Linked DNA regions of Homo sapiens: regions 1 and 2 are each linked to region 3. Evidence: chromatin contacts called from ENCODE Hi-C or POLR2A ChIA-PET data. All regions are on one chromosome and are shown on one strand. The core of a region is the stretch at or near the end of the contact, and the rest is flanking DNA. Distances in the headings are between cores, read along the strand shown. Region 1 overlaps YPEL2 (yippee like 2). Region 2 holds the start of DHX40 (DEAH-box helicase 40). Region 3 holds the start of HEATR6 (HEAT repeat containing 6).

Region 1 (3,036 bases), core at 390-2,889, 710 kb before region 3:
TGTGAATCATGTCTTTTGCCTCAGACTAATCCAAAGAGAGATGTACTACTGTTGTCTCCATTTTTAGATGAGGAATGTGAGGCTCAGACAGATTGAGTTGACCAAGGAGACCCAGCTAGGAAATGGCAGAACCAGAATTTTTTTCTTTTTTTCTTTTTGAGACGGAGTCTCGCTCTGTCGCCTGGGCTGGAGTGCAGTGGCGCGATCTGGGCTCACTGCAAGCTCTGCCTCCTGGGTTCACGCCATTCTCCAGCCTCAGCCTCAGCCTCCTGAATAGCTGGGACTACAGGCGCCTGCCACCATGCCCGGCTAATTTTTTGTATTTTTTAGTAGAGACGGGGTTTCACTGTGTTAGCCAGGATGGTCTTGATCTCCTGACCTCGTGATCCGCCCGCCTCGGCCTCCCAAAGTGCTGGGATTACAGGTGGGAGCCACTGCGCCCAGCCAGAATTTTTATTTTTATTTTTTAATGATTCTGATTTTTATTATCAGGTCAGAACAAATGAAATAGCAGCAAAACGGTCTGTCATATATTCTGGTTTTCACTGGTCCTCAGGCCAGGCAGGCTAGAATGTAAATTCAGGCCTGATCTCAGGGTCTACCATTAAGTGCTGTATCACACAACCTATTTCTTGCTTTGACTAAACAGAGGAACCCAACACAAGCCCTTCCATTGGTCCTTCTCAGACTGTCTGCCTCGCTTTGAAATCTCCAGGTAACCCCCTGTTCCTGGCGTCTTACACTGGGACCAAACATGGCACCCCAGATTGCTTCGGCTTGTTTCTTTGCTGTTTGTTTCAATAGGGTTTGCTGGCCCATCGAGCCATGGCACACAGAGGAGGGGCACAGGTGGCCCTCAGCAGGGGCAGAGAGTTATCCTTCCTTAAGCTGTTTGCTGATTAACTCCCTTCTCTGCTGAAACCAGACAAGAGGAACTCAAGAGTCAGCAGGGCTCAGAAGCCCCAATTAATGTGTAGTCCAACTGGGTCAGGGGGAGTGACCCTGTGCAGTGGCCCTTTTTTGTTTTTTTGTTTTTGTTTTATTTTCCCCAGGAGCATGTGTGCCCCCACCTTACTAGAGTAGAGTTCCGCACACTGGGAGGAGGGATTCCAGCCCCCAGCCGAGGGAGTTAGAGCTCCTGTGAAGCACAGGCCTGTCTAGTCGGTCCCTTCCTCCCTGGCCTGCTGGCTGGGCTCTGGCTGGTGTTAAGTTGCCCCAAATACCCAGTCTCCTGTTTCACATCCTTAGGCAAAGATCCCATGGCCAAGGTGCCCTTTCGGCTTAGCTTTCCCACCGGCTGCTTGCAGACAGATAAGCTTCTAACAGTAGGGAAGGGGGAAGGTCGGAGGTGGGCAGAATGCTGAGCAGACCCCTTTGTCTGCAGGCATAGTGGGCTCTGCAGCTCCCCAGTATCGTGTTGGATGGGGCAGGCCCTGGGTGGTGACCAGCTGCCTGTCCCCAATCCTCCACTTCTTTAGTGGCAGGTGGAACATGGCTTGGCTGGGGCACAATCGTACATATGCTCCGGCTTTACCTTGGGGTGGAAATTGGAGGCTGAAAGTTTGTAAGTGTTGAGAGGCAAGCAAACTCTGTGTTTGTGTGAGCTGGAGAATGCAGGGGCTGCCTGAGCCAGGCTCTGTCTCTGCAGAGTCTGCCCTGGCTGTGCCAGACTCCCTGTCCAGACCTCTCAGAGATGTTTCATTCCTTGGGCTGGGTTGAACTGAGACATAGCCCTGCCGCGAGACAGGAGGGAGAAGGAGCCAGTGGACAGAATGTTCTCATGCCTGGATGCACCAGCCACAGCACAGACTGGGGCCTTGGGAATTAAGATGAAACCTCTCCTGTTTCTTTAGCCAGTCAATATCTTTAGTAACAAATGAGATTACTGCCTGGATGAACTGGTTTTAATTTACCTTTCTAAAGTGATAAATGTGCTTAAAATGAATATGGGAGTGACGAGGAAGTTTGCACAGTTCACTTCACTGGTCTCACTTCTTTGGGGAATGAACATGAACTCTTGGACCTGAATTCCCACCTCCTCCTCTCTTCCTGTCACTTGTAACCAAGTATCTGAAACCTGCTGGCTATAGGAATTATTACATTATGTGGAGTACTTGATATCCCAGACAGTCCCCAAGGAGAGGTCCCCCATCATGGCTTCCAAAGATAACCTTGGATGTAGGTACCAGAGTGACAGAACCCAGAAACTGGGCCTCTGTGTATAAGTTGGTCTTGAGTGTCCAGAGGCTGTTTTAAAATGTGTACAGAAAGGTAGCAATTAAATGTTTGTCTTGGAATAACCCTGGCCTCTGAATTTTCCCAGAAGCCCTAGCCTGGGGAAGATGATTAAAAATAGATCTGAGTAGCACTTCCTGCTTGGCAGATGGCTGATAGCAAATGCTAGGCTTGTGGCTGACCTTTCCTTTCTGAAATCTCCTCTGTTTCCATGATGCTAATTGAGTCCCTCTCTAGGCCCAATCAAAGACTCCTTAGCTGGTTGCAAAAAAGTAAAATACAAAAAGCATGGCTTGCTGTCCTGGCTGGGCTCAGTTCATGGAGCAACATGAAAGTGCTGGAATTTGCATGGAAACACCCACTCTGTGGTCTAACCGGCTGGTCCTTGTTTAGAAACTAACAAGTTCTGCTTTCAGATTTACTGCCCAGTGCTGCTAAGGATCCCACACCCTCTCCGCTCCCTTCAGTAAGGAAATATTTGTGCATTGAAGAGTGATAAGAATGCCCTGTGTTTAGATGTGGGCACAATAGACAATGCTCACCACACAAAGCAGATGCCTAAGAGAGGCAGGAGCCTTGTAAGATGTGTGTCCTAGGACTGACTCTGTCCCCATCCACTGTTGCCTTTCCTCATACCCAAGGTGGTTGTGAGAAGTTAAAGTAAATAGTGCTTATGACAATGCCCCGAGGCAGTATCAGAACATGGGACATACAGTGTAGTGTTGTTATTATTATTTTAATTTTTTGACATGGGCTCTGTTGCCCAGTCTGGAGTGCAATGGCATGGTCTCGGCTCACTGC
Region 2 (3,112 bases), core at 300-2,799, 510 kb before region 3:
TGATCCAGAAGGCTGGGAGATGCTCCTAATGAAAGAGAGAAACCTGGAATGTTCTCCTATTTACCAGATTGCTTCCTCTCATACCCAGGTTTTGAGATATAAAGTTGTTACAAAGTTCCAACTTATTTGGTATCATTCAAAATCTGATGAGCTTGCATTTTAAGAAGTGTTGATCAGTTCCATTTAAAAGCAGTTGGTATGAGTTCACTTTATTTTTTGAGGTGGAATCTCGCTCTGTTGCCCAGGCTGGAGTGCAGTGGCATGATCTTGGCTCACTGCAACCCCTGCCTCCTAGGTTCAAGCGATTCTCCTGCCTCAGCCTCCCGAGTAGCTGGGATTATAGGCGCGTGCTACCACACCCGGCTAATTTTTTTTATTTTTTTATTTTTAATAGAGACGGGGTTTCACCATATTGGCCAGGCCGGTCTCGAACTCCTGATCTCAAGTGATTCATCTGTCCTGGCCCCCCAAGGTGCTGGCATTACAGGCATGAGCCACCATGCATGGCCATGACTTCACTTCAAATGAGCACAGAAAAATCTGGGGGCCCAACAACCTTATGGTACATCTTTTGAAGCCTGGTCAGACAAGAGGGTCTTTAGGTGATGGTGAAGTGACAGTTTTGAGTTGTCTTCTTTGGTAGTAAGTGTTGGCTAATTCTAACAGCAGGAACAATTGAGGAGTCCAACAAACAATCTTGTTCACATTGCAATGATTTTGTTACAGTTGACACTAATTTAAAAATTGGCAGGCTCTAGACCAGAAAGACCTGCCCCCAAAGTACCTTTTCTGAAAAAGTTGCCCTGCCTCAGATGCTGTGTATCTGTTGAACTTTTCAGCTACTGTGGTTTCCAAGGAATGCACCTCTATCAAAAATGAGCTTAATTCCTAAGGAAGTCAATTATTATTCCTCCATTCCAGCAAAGTCAACAAATATTGACAGCCCACCTTGAATCACTGTGCTGGGCCCTGGATGTAGCAGTGTTTTAATATTTCGACTCTTGTGGGGGGGGGCTTTACAATCTAGCTGGGCAGAAGAGGAAACATGCAAATAAATTAAAATGCAGGGTCCTATGAGGGAAATGAACAGCCTTGGTGACCTAAGTTTTGATAATAACATAACTAAAAGTTCGGCTCCACAACTCAGTAGCTGTGTGCCTTGGACAGGTCATATCAGATTAGGAAAGGTGAGAATGAGTTGAGGAACGCAGCACTCTGGGATCATGGTTCCAGCTCCGGGCAGAGGGTTACATCGTGTCAAGTGTGTGAAGGCAGAATAGCCTGCAGAGACCACTGTGGCGTTGAAAAGAGGTGTCGTCGCGACCTTCGGCGCCGGAGAGGCGAAACAAGAGGGGGTCTTCGGGCCCTCAGGTATGGCTCAGCCGCCCAAGGCGAAGCGCACGTGGCAGTTGGCGGGAAATCCCTGGGGGGTGGAGCCTCGGCTCGAGGTCCGGCCGCCCCGTACCACGTCATCGAGCAGCTCCCCCTCCCCTTGCTACAAGTCGCACGCGCGGAAGTAAACACCTCTACGTCATCAGGGCGCGTCCTCGTCTTTCCCCTCCCATCTCCTCAGATCGGTGGACGTGCTCGCCTCCACTCGGGGCCAGGTCTATGTCCCGGTTTCCCGCAGTCGCGGGCAGGGCGCCAAGGCGGCAGGAGGAGGGTGAGCGGTCAAGAGACCTCCAGGAAGAGCGGCTCTCGGCTGTTTGCATCGCCGATAGAGGTGCGGTCCGCGGGACGGTACGGAAGCCAGCGGGAGTTACGGCGTGGGGGTTTTGGTGGGGGGATGAAAGTACGCCTTTGGCAGGCTGAGAAGAGTAGTGAGGAAGCCGTGGCGTTCTCCTGGCTTTCCAAGCCCGAGGCGAACTTTGCGTCCAATGAGCACTTTGCCTTAGAGGGGGGCGGTCCCAGATTCAAGTTAGGCGAAAACCTTACTGGGGGGCGAAAAAGTGAACCCCAACGCCCGAAATGCATTCTGTTCTTAAACAGGCTCATAGACCCTTTGTTCTCTACCCATTCATCCCCCCCACCCTTCGTCGGGCCGCCAGCCTGCCTTTGGGTACAGTATGAAGGGAGCCAGTTTCCAGGAGCCAGTTTCCATGGTTACCCACCACTTGGCCTTCTGGGATATCAGTCGCTCTGAACAGGGACCTAACTTGAACCATGAATCAGAAGCAAACACAGGTGGCTTCTAATCCAGCTGAGAATTTTCTGCTGTGTTCCAGTTTTTGGTCTATTGTTAAATAAAATTGAGTTTTGTGCTTCTGTGTAAGTATGCATGTGTATACGTTGCCTTGAGCTATACTTGCTTTGAAAAGTACTTTGAGTTATGCGTGAACAAATGCTCAAGTTGCTGGATTTCACCAAAAAGTTGTTCTGGGCTCATTAACCCTCACTTACAAATTGCGCTCATTAACGCTCACTTACATGAGCGATTTAACTGAGAAGTCATGGATGATCCCGTCCAGCCCTAAAATTCTATTGCCTTTCTGGTTTTAGTCATGAGAAATTGAGTCAGAGATATCTTTACAAGTCTTTTAATTGACTTGTTTTTCTGTTATTACAGAAGAGAAAGGATGCACGTCCCAGGAGGGAGGAACTACTCCAACTTTTCCTATTCAGAAACAAAGAAAAAAGATTATTCAAGCTGTGAGGGACAATTCATTCCTTATTGTTACTGGAAATACAGGAAGTGGTAAAACAACTCAACTCCCAAAATATCTATATGAAGCAGGTGATTTTTTTCTGTTGTAATAATTGGAAATATTTTAAAAATATCCTCTTTTTAAAGGCCAGTAGGACTTCTGTACTCCATGATTGCCCAGTATTTGCTTTATAGTCCCGCTTCTCTTGGCACACCCCCTTCCCCTATGTCTCCTTTGCTTCTTTATGGTCTATTTCAGGTTCAAGAATTAGTTGGGATGGCAAATTTTCCCATTTTTAATTACCATAATAATCTCAAATAGAATTACATCTAGATATTCCATTTTATAGAATAAAGTTGTCTAGCAGTAGACTATTAACCATTGGATACTGAAATAATTTTGAGGGGTAAGAGATATGTGATATCTGTTGCTGCCATTAGTACTTCTTGGTTCTTTCTCTAGAGCAT
Region 3 (3,539 bases), core at 774-3,273:
TCAGACCTAACACTTCTATGGATTTTATGCATAATTAGGGAATTCTTAAAAAAAAAAAAAAAAAAAGAGGGACCTATTTGCAAGTCACACTCTTCATCCATCGATGTTTATAGAATGACAAGGTTCTGAGCACCTACTATGTGTCATAGTGTGCTAGGTCTTTGGGCTCCAAAGGTAAAACAAACATGTTCCTGAACCTCAAAGAGCTCACAAACTAGTGAGAGAGAAAGAAACACAACAAATAATTAAAATAAGGTGAATCAAGTGCTGAAAGAATAAAGTACAAACTCTGTCCAGAAACAGTAATTAGGGAGGCCTTGTGGAGGTGACTGTAAAGCAGAATCTGGAATGATTTGAAGGATGAGGAGAAATTTGCCAGATAGGGCATCAAAAAACACTGCAAGCAAAGTGGACAGAGTATGCAAAAACCTGGAGGTGTGAAACACTAGTAGGTGCCTGAAGAACAGCAAGTTTTAAATGGCTGCACACAGGAACAAAAGGGGGAGTAACAGGAGAGAATGGAAGTTTTGTTGCAAAAGTATCCAATTACACAAATACAGCAAAAGTCCCCGACTACTGCCTTAATCTCACTCTGCTTCCTAATGACATACACTATTATTCTGTAGTCAATTCTTTCAGACCTTTTACTTTGCATATATAAACACACATATTTTAAAATCCCTCCTCCAGCTTCATACTGATCTCATTCTGTATGAATTGTCCTGCAACTTGCTTCAACCATTTACCAATACGTATTGAAGACTTTTCCAAAGCAGATTTTAAAGTTTATGAACAATTTTTTTTCCTCCTAAAGAAAAGATCATTCTGGCATTGGAGGAATGACTGGCTTGGAGAGGAGCTAGACAGGAGGCAGGAGATCAGTCAGAGGGGATCAGCGAACAGTCCAGGCATAAGTCGCCTTGCCTGAGGTCTAAGGCACTCGCTATGGGAATAGACAGGAGGGGATGAACTGAGAAATATATATGAGACACATTCTGAAATACCTGAGTTGGTCAGGATCTGGGATGAAGGAGGGAAGAACCAGTGTTTGTGTCTGGTGTGACTTGGTGGATGATGCATGTGTGTTGGAAGGTGGGATGGACTGGGGACGGGAATGCGTGTTTGGAGCTAATGAATTTCATCTTTAGGAACTGTCTAGTTTGAGATGCCTGTGCAAGCAGGCAACTTGCACCACTTCCCTCTTTCCTACGTAGGGCCAGAAGGCCATGGTGTCAACAGTTCAGAGAATTCATTAATTTAAGGCCTGATGTGTGTAAGATTACTCAGAAAGACGGCAGAGGGGAGGAGCTAGTGTGTAGGAACAGAAAACATAGGGGCTTTGTGGCAGAGTTTTGTATACTGTATTTTTACGAGCTTCAGTATTTTCATTAGCAAACAAGCCCTAATACTACGCAAGTTCTAAGATTCCCACGTGGTCCGTGTACCATGTACGCAATAAACAGTAGTAATGCATTTTGTCAACCAAGTGTTCTGGGTGCACAGAGAGGGAGTGAAGGAGGGTGCGGGCGGATGGAAAGTTGGTATCAGAGAGGAAACCCGAGGCATTATCAGAGCAGGAGTCGTCAAGTTGGGTTTTGAATGACTCGAGCGTGCCAAGCACTGCAGGGTCTTCCAAATGGAGAACTAAGAATGTGCCAAGGTTGGAGGGGGCACGCCATCCTGAAACTAAATCATCAGGCGCGAGAGTGGGAAGATCAGGGAAAGGCAGGCAGAGGCCACCAGCTGGGTTCCCGGAGGGGTGGGGCCGGGGCCGGGGCCAGCAGGGCGCGCCGCCTACCTCCGGGGCCACGCCACTGCCCTCGCTGTAGTTCTCGGAGATGAGCTGATCGAAGAGCAGGTGGATCTCGGTGCGGGCGGAGCTGCTGTCATCCGGGCGCAGGGCGCAGAGCCTGGCAGACAAGAGGCGAAACCCATTGCCTCGCTCAGGGATTGCTTCCCGCGGTGCCTCCCGCGGCTGCACGGAAGGCCACGAACCGACAACTTGCACAGCAGCCATCTTTTCTACGGGCGGGGGGGGTGGGTGGGGTGATCCCAGGGAAATACTTCCGGGACATCCTCCCGTTCCGCGCGCTCTAGTTCCGAAAGTACCTTTTTTAGACCGGACTGGGGCTCAGAGGGGTTTCCATGACTACGGGACTCCTCCGACCGGTACCCTGCAGATGCTTGTCAGAAATTGGCTTGGAGGCCGGGCTCGGTGGCTGACGCCTGTAATCCCAGCACTTTGGGAGGCCGAGGCGGGCGGATCACGAGGTCAGAAGATCGAGACCATCCTAGCTAACACGGTGAAACCCCGTCTCTACTAAAAATACAAAAAAAAAAAAAAAAAAAAAATTAGCCGGGAGTGGTGGCGGGCGCCTGTTGTCCCAGCTACTCGGGAGGCTGAGGCAGGAGAATGGCGTGAACCCGGGAGGCAGGGCTTGCAATGAGCCAAGATCGCGCCACTGCACTCCAGCCTGGGCGACAGAGCGAGACTCCGTCTCAGAAAAAAAAAAAAAGAAAGAAATTGGCTTGGAGATTTTTCGCCGGCCACTCCTTCTTGAGCCCTGACTGAAAAGTGAGTTCTCAATTTGTGCTTCCAGAAAGTTTGTCCTCCCAGAGTTTGTTCCTGGACAGGGCTGAAGGTACTCTGTTCCGTACTAGAGTTTCAGATTCGGGCTGGAGTTGGAGAGGGTATGCTGTGGATGGCAGTAGCAGAAACCGCTAGTTCTAAGGCACCCTTCTACTCTTCTAAAATCTTTCCCCAGGCACAAAACCACCCGGAATAAAGGCTACGTTCCCTAGCATTCCTTGCAGTTGGCTGTGGCTCTGTGATTGCAATCTGGTCAGTGGAATATAAGGCAGCTTTCCCTACTTAAGTGACAGCTGGCTGTACTCTTGGTTCCTTTTTCTCCCTTTTTCCCAGTGTGAATCCTCTCATGGATCATGAGGCACCTCGCCCCACTAGAAGAGTAATTTTGGAGTTTAACTGAATCATGTAAAATATAATCTGCCTAAGAGTGACCGGGTTGAAATGAGACACCCCAAGATTTTCTGAAACCTTGAAGTCAAGAAGCTGGAGAATAAAATGGCCATTTAAAAATCTGTGATCACTTTTCAGTCATCCAGGAAGTGAAGGCTTGACTTTCACAGTTGGGCAGATTGGGAAAACCATCTCTAGGGCCTTTGAGTTATGCAAATATAAAGCAAATCCTCACCCTTGGCCCTTAGGGAAAACCTTGAAGTCACCTGAATGTATGTTTTATCCTGAGAACAAAACATTTCTGTTCAGCAGTGAAAATTGGGGGTATGCTTTAGCAGAGGTAGTTTTCTGAAGACTTTGGGCTTGGGGAGAAATGTTAATTTTTTTGTTTGGATTTAGATTCCGTTGTGCTGGTATATTATTTCTTATTCCTAGTCTGTGTACATATGTGCGTTATATATGTGCATGTGTGTGTGTGTATTCGTGTAAAGAAATGTATTCAAGCATTTGTTCAGAGAAGATCAGGAGCTGAAACCTAGTCGTTGGATATTTTAATCTG

What was found. A loop is a pair of places that touch in the nucleus more often than their neighbours do. ChIA-PET counts read pairs that join two places held with the same protein, here RNA polymerase II (POLR2A). Pooled maps may share reads with other maps.
Region 1: a loop to region 3 is called in a pooled map, with 3 times the contacts of the local background. The contact joins the enhancer-like site here to the promoter of HEATR6 in region 3. A Hi-C loop is called at or near these places in 1 of 50 pooled maps. POLR2A ChIA-PET finds 5 or more read pairs at or near these places in 3 of 52 experiments (H1, T-cell and WTC11).
Region 2: a loop to region 3 is called in a map of naive thymus-derived CD4-positive, alpha-beta T cell, with 2.9 times the contacts of the local background. The contact joins the promoter of DHX40 here to the promoter of HEATR6 in region 3. A Hi-C loop is called at or near these places in 1 of 168 maps with a recorded cell type or tissue (naive thymus-derived CD4-positive, alpha-beta T cell), 2 of 37 single-sample maps with no recorded cell type and 9 of 50 pooled maps. POLR2A ChIA-PET finds 5 or more read pairs at or near these places in 4 of 52 experiments (OCI-LY7, activated CD8-positive, alpha-beta memory T cell, activated T-cell and 1 more).

The regions. Positions count from the first base shown.
Region 1 is chr17:59,369,917-59,372,952 of GRCh38, forward strand. All of the region lies in intron 2 of YPEL2 (yippee like 2), which reads left to right. Among named protein-coding and RNA genes, the nearest start is that of MIR4729, 5.4 kb to the left of the region's middle. RefSeq lists enhancers at 1-227, 228-727. Within about 2 kb of position 1,640, at least 29 of the 41 ENCODE cell types and tissues checked have a DNase peak (open chromatin) inside an H3K27ac peak, as active enhancers do.
Region 2 is chr17:59,564,061-59,567,172 of GRCh38, forward strand. It overlaps DHX40 (DEAH-box helicase 40), which reads left to right and starts at 1,550. Exons shown (of 18, transcript NM_024612.5): 1 at 1,550-1,723; 2 at 2,567-2,734. The coding sequence starts at 1,612. RefSeq lists enhancers at 1,231-1,773, 1,389-1,648 and a silencer at 2,059-2,188.
Region 3 is chr17:60,076,898-60,080,436 of GRCh38, forward strand. It overlaps HEATR6 (HEAT repeat containing 6), which reads right to left and starts at 2,024. Exons shown (of 20, transcript NM_022070.5): 1 at 1,799-2,024. The coding sequence starts at 2,017. HEATR6-DT (HEATR6 divergent transcript) reads left to right here and starts at 2,412. Exons shown (of 2, transcript NR_135648.1): 1 at 2,412-2,575. RefSeq lists a silencer at 1,681-1,810.